2 separate regions of the Homo sapiens genome follow, and region 2 is linked to region 1. Evidence: chromatin loops called from intact Hi-C (ENCODE). Cell type or tissue: psoas muscle. All regions are shown on one strand. Each heading gives the region's core, and the rest is flanking DNA. Links, peaks and the distances in the headings are about the cores only.

What was found. Peaks named below come from ENCODE experiments on the same cell type or tissue, not always from the same donor. Only the 100,000 strongest peaks of a DNase experiment are listed, where the experiment ranks them.
Region 2: it touches region 1 in a loop (2.3-fold over the local background); 2 of 110 quality-filtered maps call a loop at or near these places.

Annotation. Positions count from the first base shown.
Region 1 is chr10:788,138-791,036 of GRCh38, reverse strand. No RefSeq gene overlaps it. Among named protein-coding and RNA genes, the nearest start is that of DIP2C, 100 kb to the right of the region's middle. RefSeq lists a cis regulatory region at 2,063-2,076 and enhancers at 1,998-2,142, 2,438-2,899. In psoas muscle, for the core only: a CTCF peak has its summit at 1,419; DNase peaks (open chromatin) are centred at 1,436 and 1,776; H3K4me3 peaks cover 1,183 bases.
Region 2 is chr10:616,827-619,725 of GRCh38, reverse strand. All of the region lies in intron 1 of DIP2C (disco interacting protein 2 homolog C), which reads left to right. Among named protein-coding and RNA genes, the nearest start is that of DIP2C-AS2, 10 kb to the left of the region's middle. In psoas muscle, for the core only: no CTCF peak of the experiment used is centred there; a DNase peak (open chromatin) is centred at 1,265; H3K4me3 peaks cover 498 bases; H3K27ac peaks cover 2,248 bases.

The sequences.
Region 1 (2,899 bases), core at 279-2,778:
TACAGATGCCGCGGCCAGCCTGGAAGGAGCCGCCTTGGGGACGAAGATACTTCTGAGGACCCCTGGAGGCCTCTTTCTTCCTGGCCCCTGGCTGGCCTCACCCTTAGATGACGGTGCTGGAGGAGGGGAAGTGCAGTGCAGCGGACACAGATGGTGGTCCAGGTAAGAAGCGTCACCCCGACAGTGCCTGGGGGCCCAGCTCAGGGATGCCTGCTGCAGACCACCTTTCCTAGAAGCTCCACCTGAAAGGTTTTTTTTGAGACAGGCTCTGTTGCCCAGGCTGGAGTGCAGTGGCATGATCTTGGCTTACTGCAGCCTCGAACTCCTGGGCTCAAGTGATCCTCCCACCTCAGCCTCCTAAGCAGCTGGGACCACAGGTGCACACCACCATGCCTGGCTAATTATTTTTGTAGTACAGGGTCTTGCCGTCGAACTCCTAGCCTCCCGAAGCACTGGGATTACAGGTGTGAGCTGCCATGCCCAGCCCTGAATGGTTTTTAAGGCGTGCACACACAGTCTTAGAGCTGGATTTTTCCAAAGCCGGCTATTTCAGCCCTGCTCCACGGGCTCGTCAGGTCCCTTTGACTAGGGGTCTGTGGCTGCCAGAAACAGGTTTGGAGGCCGGGACGTGACCTCCTGCTGAGGGCTGACCAGCTTGCTGGGGAGAGACCCGGCAGGGAGACTCACTGGCCCTACAGCTTGCTGGGGAGAGACCCGGCAGGGAGACTCACTGGCCCTACAGCTTTCCCTGCAGCTGGGCCTGGCGCAAAGCAGCTCAGACTTCAGCCTCGCAGGCCACACCCCTCCCCATCGGTGACTGCTGCCCTGAGTGAGGCCGGCACACGGCCCCCTCCTGCGTTGTCTCCAGGTCTCTGTCCACTGATCTCTATCCTGGCAGCCTCTGCCCTGCCTCGCCAGTGCCTGCTGGAGGTCAGGGGGCGGCTGTGGGCCTGGGCACGTGAGGGGCAGTGACTGTGCCCGCTTGGATGTGTGCATGGAGTGGGCAGTGCAGGAGCCCAGCGAACAAGGAGCATGGGGCTGGCATTTGGCCTGGGAGGCCTGGCGCATCTTCCTCTTCCTGCCCTCAGCGCCTCTGCTCCGCTTTCTAGCCATGTCGCACTCGGGGATAAAACCGAGGACATTTGGGGAAATTCTTGGCATCACGTATTGGAAAGGCAAAGGGGTCCCAGGCTCCATCTTCGGGTGCTGTGGCCTGAACTGTGGAGCTCAGACCTCCCCACGCCCCGGTTGCCTCGTGCAGACAATTGGGCCAGGAGGGGGTTCTGCATGCGGCAGATCCAGCCACTGCCAGGGCACCCAGAACCACGCGCGCAGGTTCAGTGTCAGTGCCAGAGAAGCCCGGCCCAGCCGTCCCTGTCCGTGTGGTTGTGGCTTCAGCAGACCTGCCAGTGGCCAGTGCTGCCTCACGAGGGCGTCTGTGGCCAGGCTCACCAGAGACTGGAAAGTTCCCGGAGGACAGGGGGACGGACACCACGCCAGCTGGAGCGATCTTCTGGTGACGAGGCGGCTCCACCATCCAGTGGCAGCTCCTTGATGTTCTTACTGTCATCGTCCCCAAAAATCCCAACAGAATTCCACGTCAGGAAACAAAAAGGAAAGACACACCCGTGGCGAAGGCCCCAGCCCCACCCCCTGCCCAGATAGACAGCCATCGGCGTGCGACAGAGACCCAGGAGAGGCTCCCTTGCCCCCTGCGTCCACACTGGGTGAGCCTGCAGCGCTGGGCAGGGCACCATGGACACCTGGCGAGGAAACGCAGCGGCAACATCTGCCTGCGCAGCCTGTGGCGGGGGCTGGTGTCGAAGGGCGCATGGGCCTTGCAAAGGGGCCCCAGCCAGCGCCCCCTGGCCCCGGAGCAGAGCTCTGCAAGGTAGGACTTCCCCGCGGCCTCCCAGGGCCATGTTTGGTTTTGCTGCCATTCTGGGAAGGCTGTGTGCCTCGCAGTTGTGCTCTGGGCCGAGTTTGTCTTCCTGACCCGTCACAGCAGCCTCAGCACTTTAATCCCGTCCAACGTGGCAACATCAAGGCACGTCCGTCAGGGGGACCTTTGAGCCCAGCGGGGCCAAGCGGCCTCCCAGCTGGAGCGCACAGAGGACAGCCAAGCCGACGTCCCCCTGCCCCAGAGTGGCCTCTGGAGCCAGCGCTGTCTCGGCAAAACATCACCCACCAAGTTATGTTCATGTTGGTTTTTAATTACATTTGTTTTATTTGCGGCTATTCGGCTTTATGGCGGAATACAAGTCAGCAAGAGCTTGTGCCCAGTTTTATTAAGCTGTTTGTACAGCATAAGTAGCCATTAAATCAAAACCCTGGGCAGTGGCAAGACTTTCGTTTCTGTTAAAGAGGGTCTGTGTGTGATTTCAGTCTGAGAAACACTGGGCCCCCGTGCTCCACGGTGACCACCTGCCACACGTGGGTGGTTTGGCAAGAGAAGCCATGTGGTGTTTCCTCCGAGTCCACACCAGGATGATGGTGCGTTAGCGATATGTGGTCAGAGGACACATCACCGTCAGAATTAACCCCGCCCGTCTCACGTTGCTTTTTAATGTGACTCCCAGGAAGCCTAGGATCCCCTGCGCAGCGCGTTCTGTGTATGGAGCAGCAGCACGAGCTGAGGCTCTGCTCCCGGTCCTTCCCTAGACCCCCTGCAGCTGCTGCCACCCTGGGTGCTGACCCTCCAGCCAGGGGTCTCGGCTTGGGCCCTGCAGGAGCGTGTGGCCCGGTCCCATCACCAGCGGGTCTCTGTGTCCAGCTGCACCAGCTCCTTCGGCTGGGGCCCTCCAAGGATGGCTGGGGCTGTGGGCGGCTCCAGGCCGGCTTCTGCCGTGCACCTGGTTTCTAACCCACCCGGAGCCATCCTACTTCCTAAGCTCTGTCC
Region 2 (2,899 bases), core at 158-2,657, 170 kb after region 1:
CCCGACCAGGTGGTCACTCATTGCTTGTGGAGTGGTCCATGGCCCATGAGTTTATTCCTGGGGTCTGTGTGGGTGAGGGTAACCAGGTTCACAGCTGGGCACTTACCCCTTGCACAGGTGACACTAGTTAAAGTGGAATCTATATTAGCTCGCACGGGAGTGCGTGAGGAGCTGGGTGGGAGGGCGGGCGGGCGGGCTTGGTCCTGGCCCTGGCATAAAGCCTGTGCTCCCGATATTCTGCGTCTTCCTGTTGAGGAGCCGCCAGGGCTGCCGTGGGCTCTGAAGATGGTGGGTGCCATAAGGACCAGGGGATGCGGAAGCCTCTAGAGGCTGAGGGAGGCAAGGAGACGGTCGCTTCCCCGGAGCCAGCCCTGCTGACATCTCGACGTTAGCTGGTGGGACCTGTTTTGGATTCCAGTTTCCAGAAATGTGAGAAAATAAGTTCGTGTTGTTTGGGGCACTAAGTTTGGGGTGATTTAATAGAGAAGTAGTAAAACTAGCCCACGAAGGTGCACGTATTGAAATGTGACTTGTCCAGGTGTTCACAGTGGCGTTAGGGGGACGGCATCAGTGTTCTGGGAACTGCAGTTTTACTGAAGGAAGGGGGCTCACCGTGCCTTTCCTCACATAACTGAAGGTATGTCCGCCTGCCACACAGCTCAGGAGACAGCGACTAGAATTCTGATTTTATTTCTTATGGGAAGCAGGCCACAGTCAGAACACAGTGAGGGCTGAAATGAGCTTCCTGCAGCCTCAGCTGGAAAGAAGAATTGGAAGTATTTTTGATGTTTTTCTACACAGACCTGTCCTTTCAGGTTTTGTTAAGTTCTGGAAAAAGGGAGAAGCCAGGCATACCTTGGCGAGGGACAGTGTTTCTGGCGATCGTGCGGCTTCAGCCTGAACGTGGCCGTGTGGCTGAGCAGTGCGGGAGGGCTCTGGTCTGCACGTGTCTGTGTGGACCGAGGTCACGGGGTATTGTCCCAAGCACTTATCCTGATCTGGCAGAGGCTCTGTTCCCAAATAATTATTCCACGGTTTCAGAGGCTGTAGCTGAGTGATAGTCTTTTAACTTTGTTGCATAAAAGCAAACAAAGTCTGTCATGAGAGTCTAAAAATCATTATTTAGTAGTCATGACTAAATTCATACATGGAGCTTTGGGATGGAGTGAAAGCCACCGTCACCTGGCGTGGACGCTGTGTGGTATTTTTAGCATGGTGGGCGCCTGCTCGTGCCTTGAGCTCTGTCTGCAGTGCGAGCGACAGCTGTGCATTTGAGAAATGTGGGCAGGTCAGCTTGCTCCTCCAGGGGCCTGCGGGCGTCCGGCTCAGGGGCCTGGGACGAGGCCATGTCAGTGGGAAGGAGCTTGGTTGTGTTTCAGCAGATATGTCTGCCTCTCCAGGCCTGCAAGCCAGCCAGAACCCAGTTTTCCTTTGGTCATCTAATGCCAGAAAAAAACCTGTTTCTTAGAGATTCTTGTAATTTATATTAATGAACCATTTGACCATACATAAGAAAATATTATCAGAAAAATGCATGAGGCTTTACAACTTGGCAGATGTGTAACTCACATGATTGAATCAAACTGTTGAAGATACTTGTTTCACTTGAGGGTTTTTAGCATTTTATGTGCAGACCAAATGCCAATAGCATTCTGAAAGAGTATTTTGGAATTTTAAACACACAATCACAGAGTGGGACAGTACTGGGTCCTGGGATGCTGGTGAGGTGGACGTGACCTCAAGCTCTTGGAGCTCACAAGCAAGCAGGATTCCTAAATTGTCACACCTGCAGTGCAGGGAAGTCAAAGTGGATTTCTGTAAACGAGGTATTAGTGCAATAAGGAACAGATGAGTGCCCTTGGAGGGCAGTTTTTGAGCCTCCCAGACACCTGGGGCTGGGGGGGCGGTTACCCACCAGAGCCTGGATGGTGGAGCTGGGTTTGCTGGTTGCCCTGTGTGGCAGGTCATTACGTGCAACAAGGAGCAGGTGAGCGCCCTTGAGGGTGGTTTCTCAGCCTCCTTCGGAACCGCAAGTGGAAGACGCCCCAAGCAGGGGTGGGGGTGGGGGGGTGGTATCCACAGGAGCCTGGACAGTGGGGCTGGGTTTGCTGGTGGCCGCTACGTGGCAGGTCACTGCGTGGAGCAATGGGAGGTGGGTGGAGTGGGAATAGAGGACACACCCTCCACAGCTACTGTTGGGAGTTGGCCCTGGTGGCAGAGGGTGCATAGAAGGATTCCCATCAAGGGCAACACGGCTAGGGTCCCACGTGTGCTGGATGCCGTGATATGGCCATGTGTGGTCTCAGTCTCCACAGCCACCCTGGGAAGTGGGTTCAGTTACCATTCCCATCTCACATTTGAGAAATCTCAGGGGCTCACATCACAGCTGAGTGGGGTGGAACTAGTGTCTCAGCCAGGACGTTGGCCCTAGAGCCCAGCTCTTACCCCGCTGCTATTTGCAGTCCCCCAAGTTTGTAGAGAGGCATGTGCGGTAGTGGGGGGCGGAGGTCGTGTATTTCAGGGGGCGGCTGAGATACCAACACAGTAGGGGCGGGGGGCAGGAAATAAGTCAGGCGGGAGGCACAGAGGCAGTGCCTGGGAGGTCTGCATGGGGTCTGGGTGTGGGGGCACCTCTGGGCCTGTGAACCCCGTTGTGTGCTCCTGGCTTGCCTAACCTTGGCCCTTAGCCATGTGCTACGCATTTTATGTGAAATCTCAGTCCCTCCCTGGCTTTCTTTCCTTAAATCACGGAGTCTCAGTGGGGATGGGGGGTGGTTGGTGGTCCATGGAATTTGCCCTCCACCTCCCCATCCTTGTCCTGTCTGGCCTGTTATCTGAATCTGTCTTTTCAGAGCCTGCAAATGAGTAGAGGCCACGGCGGCCTCTCGCTGATGGGCGT